Linked DNA regions of Homo sapiens: regions 1 and 2 are each linked to region 3. Evidence: chromatin contacts called from ENCODE Hi-C or POLR2A ChIA-PET data. All regions are on one chromosome and are shown on one strand. Each heading gives the region's core, a stretch centred on a gene start or an enhancer-like site at or near the end of the contact. The rest is flanking DNA. Distances are from core to core; before and after follow the strand shown.

The links. Hi-C counts contacts between places; a loop is a spot of excess contacts on that map. ChIA-PET counts read pairs that join two places held with the same protein, here RNA polymerase II (POLR2A). Pooled maps may share reads with other maps.
Region 1: a map of natural killer cell shows a loop between it and region 3 (18-fold over the local background). The contact joins the promoter of ST6GAL1 here to the promoter of ETV5 in region 3. A Hi-C loop is called at or near these places in 1 of 168 maps with a recorded cell type or tissue (natural killer cell), 3 of 37 single-sample maps with no recorded cell type and 11 of 50 pooled maps. POLR2A ChIA-PET finds 5 or more read pairs at or near these places in 1 of 52 experiments (activated CD4-positive, alpha-beta T cell).
Region 2: a map of CD8-positive, alpha-beta T cell shows a loop between it and region 3 (7-fold over the local background). The contact joins the promoter of LINC02043 here to the promoter of ETV5 in region 3. A Hi-C loop is called at or near these places in 4 of 168 maps with a recorded cell type or tissue (B cell, CD8-positive, alpha-beta T cell, naive thymus-derived CD4-positive, alpha-beta T cell and 1 more), 1 of 37 single-sample maps with no recorded cell type and 14 of 50 pooled maps. POLR2A ChIA-PET finds 5 or more read pairs at or near these places in 2 of 52 experiments (A673 and activated naive CD4-positive, alpha-beta T cell).

Annotation. Positions count from the first base shown.
Region 1 is chr3:186,928,853-186,931,906 of GRCh38, reverse strand. ST6GAL1 (ST6 beta-galactoside alpha-2,6-sialyltransferase 1) reads right to left here and starts at 1,381. Exons shown (of 8, transcript NM_173216.2): 1 at 1,073-1,381. RefSeq lists silencers at 961-1,150, 1,391-1,470 and an enhancer at 1,158-1,766.
Region 2 is chr3:186,824,226-186,827,171 of GRCh38, reverse strand. LINC02043 (long intergenic non-protein coding RNA 2043) reads left to right here and starts at 1,651. Exons shown (of 4, transcript NR_125409.1): 1 at 1,651-1,865; 2 at 2,460-2,730. It also overlaps the pseudogene MCF2L2P1.
Region 3 is chr3:186,107,009-186,110,403 of GRCh38, reverse strand. It overlaps ETV5 (ETS variant transcription factor 5), which reads left to right and starts at 1,315. Exons shown (of 13, transcript NM_004454.3): 1 at 1,315-1,464. RefSeq lists silencers at 1,003-1,632, 1,663-1,762 and enhancers at 796-1,774, 2,533-2,592.

The DNA of each region.
Region 1 (3,054 bases), core at 132-2,631, 820 kb before region 3:
ACAAACAAGAGTTCTCTTTTTCCGGACCTCGGAATTTCTTTCAAATAAACTCAGAACTGAAAATTGTACGTCCCCAGCTAGAATACGAGGTCTCGGCTGGCCTTGCTTGCGAAAATGCATTAACAAGCCAAAAGGGGCTAGTGACATCTGGGGTGTCTGGGCACACGGACACGGGCCTCAGAGGCAAAGAGCAAGACCGCACTGGGCGACTCGTACATTCTTCCCGCAGGCTGAGGAGGCGACCAAAATATCCCCACAGAGGCAATCGCCGGAGTGCGGGGACAATAGTGCACCCAGCACTCTCTTTTTTTGAGGGGCACCCTTAGACCCTTAACCCAACCCACATCTCTAAGAGACCTCCAGGAGGTGAAGGTGAGGGGTGGTCCACTTCACCCAAAAGAATGCGCCACGGCCGGGGACCGACTCAGCCTGGAGTAACCTTTTTGTAGCTGCTTTCTTGTTTTGGTTTCCCTTTTTAAGTCTGGCAGTTTAGTCTGATGCCCAAGCGGTACCTTTTAAATGTCTCTCTCGCCCTCTTCCAGCAAGTGGCGCCTCTAGAGCCACTCCCTCCCCCGAGGCTGAGACAATGGCCCGGCACCGCAGGGCGGCCCCTAAGGGTATGCAGTGCGTCCAGCTCTCCGGGCAGGGCGCACGTGCGTTTGTTATGGTGCCTGTGCCCCCTCCGCTGCCGCGGGCCTCAATTTGTCGATCCGTAAACCCAGACTCTGCAAGGCGCAATGCCCCCACGCCACCCCACCCCATACTGACGGTGCCGTGGAGAAATCCGTGTTCCCCGGGGCTGTGCGCACGTGGGTTTGTTGTGGATCCGCAGGCTCGCGGAGCCAGAGAGAAGCCAGGGTGGCCCTTTGGCCCTGACAAAAATGCACACACCCCCAACCAAAAGGCGGCCAGCCCCGGAGCCAAGGCAGCTGAGGCGGAGCTGGAGAGAGATTCCCTGCGCCCTACGCGCGCCGCGGGCCCCGCGCCTCCGCTATCCTCCCGCGCCCCTTTGCATCACACTCCTCCCGGGATAGCCCGGGCCGCGCCGCCGCCCACCGCACCCCCTACTCACTCGCTGCACTCTCGGCCGCGGAGGCTGCGGTTGCTCAGCACGCTCGGTGGCGGCCGCCCGCTCCGCGCCCACGCCGGTCGGTATCGGCTCCCTTTGTTAACGCCGGGCAGTGCCCCAGGCGTCTTCCCCAGCCCGGCCCTGCCCAGGACTCCCCTCCCCCAGGTGACTCCAGAAAACGCGCTCGGCAAGGGCAGGATCGCCCGGGAGCTGGGGACCCCACTAGGGAGTCTCGAAAGAGGGGTCCGCTGGGGAAGAACGGGGGACAGAAGACGCACAGTGGAAGGGACTGGAGAAGGAAGGAAGAAGAGCGCGGCGGAGGGGCGGGAAGGAAGCGAGTCGCCTCCGTATGCAAATAGAGTTGCGAAGACTGGGTCGGTCTCCGCCCCCACTCCACCTCTCGCCACCGGCCACACCGCGCCCCAAACCGGCCTGGAGGTCGCTAGCGAGCGGGCTTGGGGTTAAAGACTCTTGATGAAGGCACTGGGTGATGCTAGAATCCTGCCTGCTCTCAAGGAGGGTGGATCGAGGGCCGAGTGGGAGGGGCCACGCGGCTGCGCAAGGACCCCTAAATGCCTCTTCCCCGCTTGGCCGCGAGGGGTCAATCCAGCAGTGTCCGGCTTTTGGTCCTAACATGCGGGTGCTGTACACCCGGTCTCTGCTACCGGCTGACTGCGAGACCCTGAGGAAGTCGCTTAACCTCTCCGAAGACTCGTGTTGCTCTTATCTAGAATAGGAAAGAACAAAATCTTTCACTGCGTTTGGCATTAACCTCCTAACATTGAGGCATGACTCCTACTGGGCGCTCTCAAATGGCAAATACAGAAGGAGAGGAGCGTCCTCGAACCCCTGCACCCAGAGGCTTCCACCCCAAGCTGCAGGCTGAAAGACTGAAGCCTCAGCCTGGATGGTGAAGGGAGCGAGGTTCTTTCTTTTCACCCGGACGACGGTGGGGCTGCTGGGGAAGGAAAGAGGATTAACCAAGCTGCGTACTGACCATCCCCGATAGCCCCAAGGCGATTTCCCTAAGAAAGAAAAACTGCCCAACAGGAGGGCGGAAGGGGCCTTTAAGGCCTCCAGTCCAGCCTCCCATAGCCCAAAGAGAGGATGTGACTACCAGAGGCAATAGTCATATCCCAGTTGTCTACTGAGTGCACACTAGGCACCAGGCTGTGTGCTGGGTGGGAAAGGGGAAAGGAAGGAGATACTGGAAGGTTTGGGGGTCCTCTGGGAACACAAAGTCCAGTGCACACTTAAAGTGCCTGAAGCCCAGGCCCAGAGTTCTGTCTCCAAATGAGGTGCCTACCCCACATCACCAACCTTGGAAAGGGAAGTTACATCCGCACCCTGTCCCCAGCACCCTTCTTCCAAACACTGCTTCCTCCCTGTCCTGATCCTGGCTCCCTTCTGCTGATACTGTCATTCCCTTCCCTGCTGCCCCTGAGGCATTTTTGCTCAGTACAAAGAGCTCCAATTGAAGGGAGTGCCAGCCAGAGTGAATTCAAATCTTTATGACCAACTCGCTGTGCCTTCTTGGGTGAGTTCCACATCCTGTGAGCCTCCCTTTCCTCTTCTGCAAAATGGAGATATTAAGGAAAGCGTTGTTTTCAGGATCCTGTGAAATGACCTACGTGAAACACGTAGCTTAGTGTTTGGCATATAGAAGGTGCTCCTGACAGTAAAATGTATGTATGCGTGAATGAATAGAAGCAGCCAAGTTCAGAAGACTATTTCTGGAAGGATGCTACATTGAAGATTTTAGGCCCTATTCGAAAAAGGGAAAAAAAAAAAGGAGGCTATTAAAAGATTCTGTGCAGTAGCATGACATGCATCTTTGTATTTTACAAGGATTCCTCTGGCACCACACTGGAAAATAGATGGCAGAAGCAGAGAATGCAAGAGACTAGATTGGAAGCTGACATCAATGGAGATATAATAAGAGCCTGAACTGTGTCAGTGACTGTAACAAGACAGAAGAAAAGGAC
Region 2 (2,946 bases), core at 402-2,901, 720 kb before region 3:
CGCTTAGTTTTCCTCGCTCACACTCACGTTGCTTCCTCATCGCGTTCTTCTTTTTCTCCCTGGGTGCTTTCTCTCCTCTCCAGGAAAGCGGATTTGGAGGAACAGGTTTCGTGACTGTCATCCAACTGGAAAAGGCCCCGCGAGCTGGAAGGGGGGGCGGGGGGGGGGACGGGTGCACCCTCAGAGTTATTGCTGGAGGCTGTGGCCAGGCCGGGCAATGTGGTGACTTCCGCTGGCAGGCTGAGGCCCACCCCAGCCCTCCCACCTGGGCCACGGGGCTCTCAGCGGGAGCCCCAGTTATGACCGGACACCAGCGCACCGCCAAGGAGACAGCCACGTGGGGACATGCCGGGCTAGCAGGGTCAGAGCCACTTTGAGGACTAGTGACCTCGGTTCCCTGGCTTAACCAGGTCCTTATGGGTGAGAATCCTGAAGAGGGGGAGAGGGATGGAGGCGAGGGACAGTAGGCAGGAGGAGCTGATGAATAGGAAGGAGGAAGAAGATGAAATAAACAAGAAAGAAAGAAATTACGTTCAGAGCGCTGCTCACCTTTTCCATGTCTTCTGCACCTTCATAGCCTTCAAAGGTGTCCATGGAGCTAAACTCCCTGCTGGAGCAGCCTTGGGGAAAGAAAGGAAAGGATGGGGCCTCTCTGGGGTGGGAGGACAGCCCCTCTGCCCATGGCAGGGTGTAGCAGGCAGTGCCTGTTGCAGGCGGGGTCCTCCCCATCTCTAACTCCTGCTCTCCCAGGGCCTGCACTCCGCTGGGCTGTGAAGGGAGTCTGATTTTTTCAGGCTCTTTCCAGCGCTGAAATGCCTTAATTCACTGAGAAGAAGCGTCCACATGCTTTTCATGGCCCTACCTCCCTGTTCGTCCAAGAAAACAGTCGTCTTTTTTGCTTGCCTGTCTTCTAACCATGCCTCCGTCCCTTCTTCCTCCCCTGTCTATTTCCCACCCTCCTCCCCTTCTTGCCTCCTTTTCTTTCCCGTAATTAATGTCCATTTCCCATCTCCCTGGCAGCCTCTGCCAAGTGTCACTGCTCCCCATAAGGGAAAATAAGAGGAACAAGCAAGTGCATCCATCCCTGCCTCTCTCCGCAGTGAACTGATAAACCCATCAGTCTTGCCCGTGGTGCACCTGTTACATCCCCGGGAGGTGTTGGACACTGTGGGGAACAGCAGCCACCGCCAAATACTCAGCAACTGCCCTGTGCCTGGTGGGATGGTAGGCGTTTGTCAAAGTTTAAGCCTCACAACCCTGTAAGGGTCTCAGCCCCCTTTACAGTTGGGGAAACAGACAGCAATGGTCACTTGGCCAAGTCCTCTTGGCCTGTGGCAGGGCAGCTGGCTTCTCCAGCCCTGCTGCTCTTTACCCTCGCTCTGAGTGAGATGCGGTTTCTGCGCCACACGGCTCACAAGCCAGGGTAGGGAGCCGAGCATCTGCATAAAGCTCCCAGCACAGGGCAGCCCCAGACTGAGGCTCGGCTGAGTAATCCACGCGGCGGGAGCCGTGCTAGGAAAGTGTCTGCTCAGGCGAGAATTCAGGGAGGTTTGGGCAGGCCTTGAGGGGCGGACAGGACTGGAGAGGGAGGGCCTTCTGGGCAGAGGCATGGCGGGAGGGCTGTAGGCGGCAGTGGAGGGAGCTGCAGTTATCTGGGTGAGCAGGCAGCGGACAAGTGACGTCTCCCGGCCTGCTGCCCCAGGCCCCCCACAAGCCGCGTTCTGGGGCCGTGGCCTCCCCAGAGCAGATCAGTGGGGGCTGTGTGAGCAACACTGGGGGCAGCTGGGCAGCGCCTCCCTGGAGGCCCCTCTGAAATCCCGCCGGATGCTGGCAGGCTCCAAGGGGGCTGGACACCATCTTCTCAGGTTGAAGCAAGTCCTGGTTGAGTTCCTAGTCCAGGAGGTGGGATGGGTGAGGGGTGGAGGGCAGAGGAGAAACTGCGTCAGGGATGTGTCCGCCACCTTCATCCTCCAGACGGGACTTGGGAGCGGCTGCAGGAAACCCTGAGAGATTCCTCTTTAGGGAAGTCATCCAGCCCTGGGGTCCCCTTATGCCGGGAGCAGTGAGGACAGAAGAATGACCATCTATCTTGCTGAAAGCTCTGTGAGGGAGGAACGGAAGAACGGAGGGAGCTACGACCTTGACCATCCCCTGAGTGTCCATGGCCTCTGTGCTCCGGATGATGCCGGGGCTGCCAGGGACCACAGAGCCACCCACTGGGAGGCTGGGGGTTGGCCTGGCTCAGGGGCGTTCGTCAGCCATAGACACCCACAGCATGTGGTGGGCAGGGCTGGGAGGTGACACAGGAACTGAAAAACCTGAGAAGCTCCAGCCACTCCGCAGGGTAAGTGCCACCTGGGGTAAAATGATTAGCTGGTTCCAGCCCCTCCGCAGGGTAAGTGGCACCTGGGGTAAAATGACTGCCTGGAGCTGGCAGCTGCTTTCTCTGCTCTCCCCAGGGCCCTGCAGGGAAGCGTGGAAAGGCGGCACAGGGCTGGACCCAGAGGAGCTCTCAGATGCTGGACTGGACTGTTTCAGGGGTCATCTAGCCCATTCCCCGCCTCCAGGCGAGGATTTGCTTGAGCCTGGAAAGATGAAGGATCCTCCCAGTGCCGTCAAGCCCCGGATTCCACCTCCCTGTAGGTGGACTGCCAGCGCAGGCCCTGACAACGCAGAGAAAGACACAGGACCCAGCTGGGCCAGTGACAGCAGGAGCTCCTGGTGCCACAGGTGAGGGTGGGGACGCCTGGAGCACCATGGGGGTCCTGGTTTAGTCTACAGCAGGGTCTTAAAATAGGATGTAAGTGTTACATCTTGACACAGTGTACACATGCTGACACATATTAAAACAAATTTTACACAGCAGTATTATCCTGAGTATGAGTGACGCCTTTTAAGGAGTTTATATTCTATTAATTCCCTTTTTAAAATGCTGGTCCACATCCA
Region 3 (3,395 bases), core at 66-2,565:
GCATCTTTCCTCCCCACCGCTGGCACGCGGCGTGAATGGCAGGGCACTCCAGCAGGACGAGAACAGAGCTCCGTCACAGGCCCCCAGCATCCCCGGAGAGAAGATAGAGCCGCCCCACGGCCTTCACAGGAGGGGGTAAGGGGGCGGAGAGGGGAGAGGATTGTTTGTTTATTTGTTTCCTGGAACACCCTGTTAAGAATCTCAGCAATTGCAGTTAGTGCCCTATCGTTTGGCAAGCAGAGCCGCTTCTCGTCGTTCCCAGCTGCACGGGATCTAATTCGCAAATACACCATCTTGCATTCAATACTTAAATGGAAAACAAGCAGCCCGGGGAGGGAGGCAAAAAGTCTGAGTCTGCATGCCCGTTTCGGAGGGATTTAGGTTTCCAGGTCGGTGGACTGGCTGCTGCTGTCCCCGGAGAGGATTTCTTTGAGCCCGAACCCTGTCTCACCTCGACTACAGAACCCACTCTGGCGGAGGTTACGAGCCGCAGTTAAAGAGAAAACGGGATTTGGTTGGGTCTTAGGCCTTGCCAGTACAAAATAGTAACAAAAATCTGTTTGAGAGCTGAGATTTTAAAAGGAGATGCTGCTTATTCTTCCCACTGGAAACCTGGTTAAAAGAAATTAAGGCCTCTCTTAAAGGTAACTAAGATTAGAGGGCTCGGTTTCCGTTTTCTGTGTTTCTGTGGGCTAAACGCCCAGGTCGGTCAGCGAGTTTGTGTGGAATGACGAATTCCTCTCCCCTGAATTCTAAAATGATAACTTTGCTTGGTGCTGCAGCTGCGAACGTCTGGCGCCAAGAGACCCAATTCTGGTCGGGGCTTTGCTGGATGGAGAAGTGGGGGTGAGTGGGTAAGGGGGAAGAGTCGTGCCTCGGTGAAAAGTCGGGAGAGCGGCGAGAAGGGAAGTAACGGCGGCTCCTCCTGGCCTCGGCCCCTTTAAGTGCTTCACTGACTCAGCTAAGCTTCCCCCTCAGGTCGCGTTTTTTATGAATGAAAAACGTCCTTACATTCATTATATAAACAAGCCTGTGCTGATTGGCCAATGGCCCCCGGTGCATAAATTATGTAAAACAGACCCCTGAGGGGGTGGAGAGAGATGCACCGCTGGCCAATGGGGGCCGGAGTTGATGGGGCGGCTTGGTTGGATTTGCCCGCAGACAGGGTAAACAAGAGGTGATGGACAGCCGCGGGAACGGCCTCTGGCCAATGGGAACAAGGCTGGGCTAGGGCCGCGGGCCAATGGCGGCGGGCGGAGCAGCGAGCCGCGGGGGGCCGGGCCAGCGCTCCAGCCTGGTTGGCAGCTGCGGCGCAGAGTCCAGCCGCTGGTGCGCGGAGCGGTTCACCGTCTTCGGAGCGGTTCGGCCCAGCCTTTCGCCCAGGCGCCCAGGCCCGCTGCGCGCGTGCGTGAGCGCGCCTGCGCCGCCGGGGCCGCTGCAAGGGGAGGAGAGAGGCCGCCTCAGGTGAGGGGGCTTTGCGGGGGCAGGGGGGAGATCGGAAGGGGCGTCCGGCCACTGGTCCGACAGGCCCAGCCGGCTAGAGTTCACGGGCTGATTCAGAATCTTCAAAGTCGGGGTGCAGTAGCTGGGGTGACCCCCCCCGGGTTGACCGCCCCCTCCCCCCGCGGCCCGGTCCGGTTTGGTTCCTGGGAGGCGTCGGGCGGGTGCGGCTAACGGTTCCGGAGCGCGGGGAGAGCGGCTTTCCACACGTCGTGGGGGAGGCGCCCCGGAGCGCGAGTGCGGGGGCTCCCGAGTGGATGGGGGATCGCGGAGTTGCGAGGCTTTCACAGTCTCTGGAGATTCGAGAGCCCCGAGGGGACTTGGAGGCTCGCGAGAAGAGACGCTTGGCGGAGCTCCGCAGTTGGGAGGAGGGGGCGGGAAGCAGTTTGAGGGGAATGTCTGAGAGGCGCTGCCCCCCAGAGCACCGGGAGGGGGTAAATGACACAGGCAAGTGCAGCCTGCGGGGGCGGGGGTCGACCAGGAACTTACGCAGGCCTTGCAAGTTTCAGGTGGTGGAAAGTGGACATCCAGTCGCCCTGCTCCCACCCAGCAGGCTGAGGGCGTCCGGCTGTGCGGCGACTCGAGAAAATCGGGGCGCACCGGAACAGCGGCCTGGGGATGGTGGGGATAACACGGGTGTGGAGGGGACAGCACCGAAAGATGCTGCAGCCTCGCAGCGGATTAGGGTTCCGGCCGCATTTTCAGAGGGTGGAGAAAACTCGGGGGGGAACCGAACTCCTGGTCGACGAGGGGGTGCCAGGGAGAGATGTTGGGGGTGGGGGGATTGGAAGCGGTTGGTAGCGCCGGGCGCCGCACCTCGTTTTTATGAATGTGGGTGACTTTATGAATGAAGCGGGTTTCTTTCGTTGGCTCGCTGCTCCCTGCGGCTTTTTTTTTTTTCTTCCCTTTTTGTGAATGAAGCATTGAGCTTTCTTCCTAAAACGCTGGGGTGAGGGGCCTGCGTCGGAGGCTGGGCGTGCGTTGGAAATGGGGGCGGGGGCGCAGCTGAAGGAGTTTTCATGAATGGGGAAGGCTGAGAATTGGGTGGAAGTGTGTCTTGTTTTGTGAATGGGGCCCAGCGCTAGAGATCCAGTTACAGCCTCTACCTGATGTGGCGGCCGCGGCTCGCTCTCCCATTCATAAAACCGGGCCCGCTGCGCGCCACAGGGGAGGGGCCTGGATCGCGCCGCTGCGCTGTGCTAAAGTTTTCCTGGGGGCGCCCGGGGCGCGGGTGGTGGGGGGGCAAAGGAAGTGGTTTAAACTCCTGGATGAACTCGAGCCTTTCCTTCAGGCTTTTAAAAAAATTATACTTGGAATACAATTTTTCTAACCCTGGAATGCCTCTTTTCCGTTCGTTTATGGCAGTTTATTTCTTTTAATTTTTTAGAATTTTTTTTGCTCTTCCGGGTGAAGTATTTCATCATGAGACTGAAAAATATCTCCCCCTCCCGTCTTCTACTGGTTGTCCCCTTCCTCCTAACACATTCACAAAATGTCTTAGGCCATGATTTAATCTGACAGATTTTCCTAAGCGACAGAGCACTCTCTCTTTCATGCCCCTCAACTCACTGCTGAGGTTTCTCAGATTTTGTATACGGTTTGGTGGCATTTGAGAGAGGCGTTATTCTGAACATTTCTTGTGGTGTTTGGACGGGGCACGCAGGCAGGCTGGCGCGAGTGTTTTTCTAGGAAGTTATGAACTGTGTGCTATTTTGCTCCTCTCTTTCCTTTGACTTTGAAAATATCTGATTCCTTGGGCCAAAGTGCTGCGGAGGATGCTGGCTGTGAAGGGTGTCCTTGTATCCTGCCCACTTATGAAAAATTTGATATGCTACACACAGTGTGAAAAACAAATTGGATGGAATTGCTCACCGGGGGAAAAGTTTCCTGTTTAA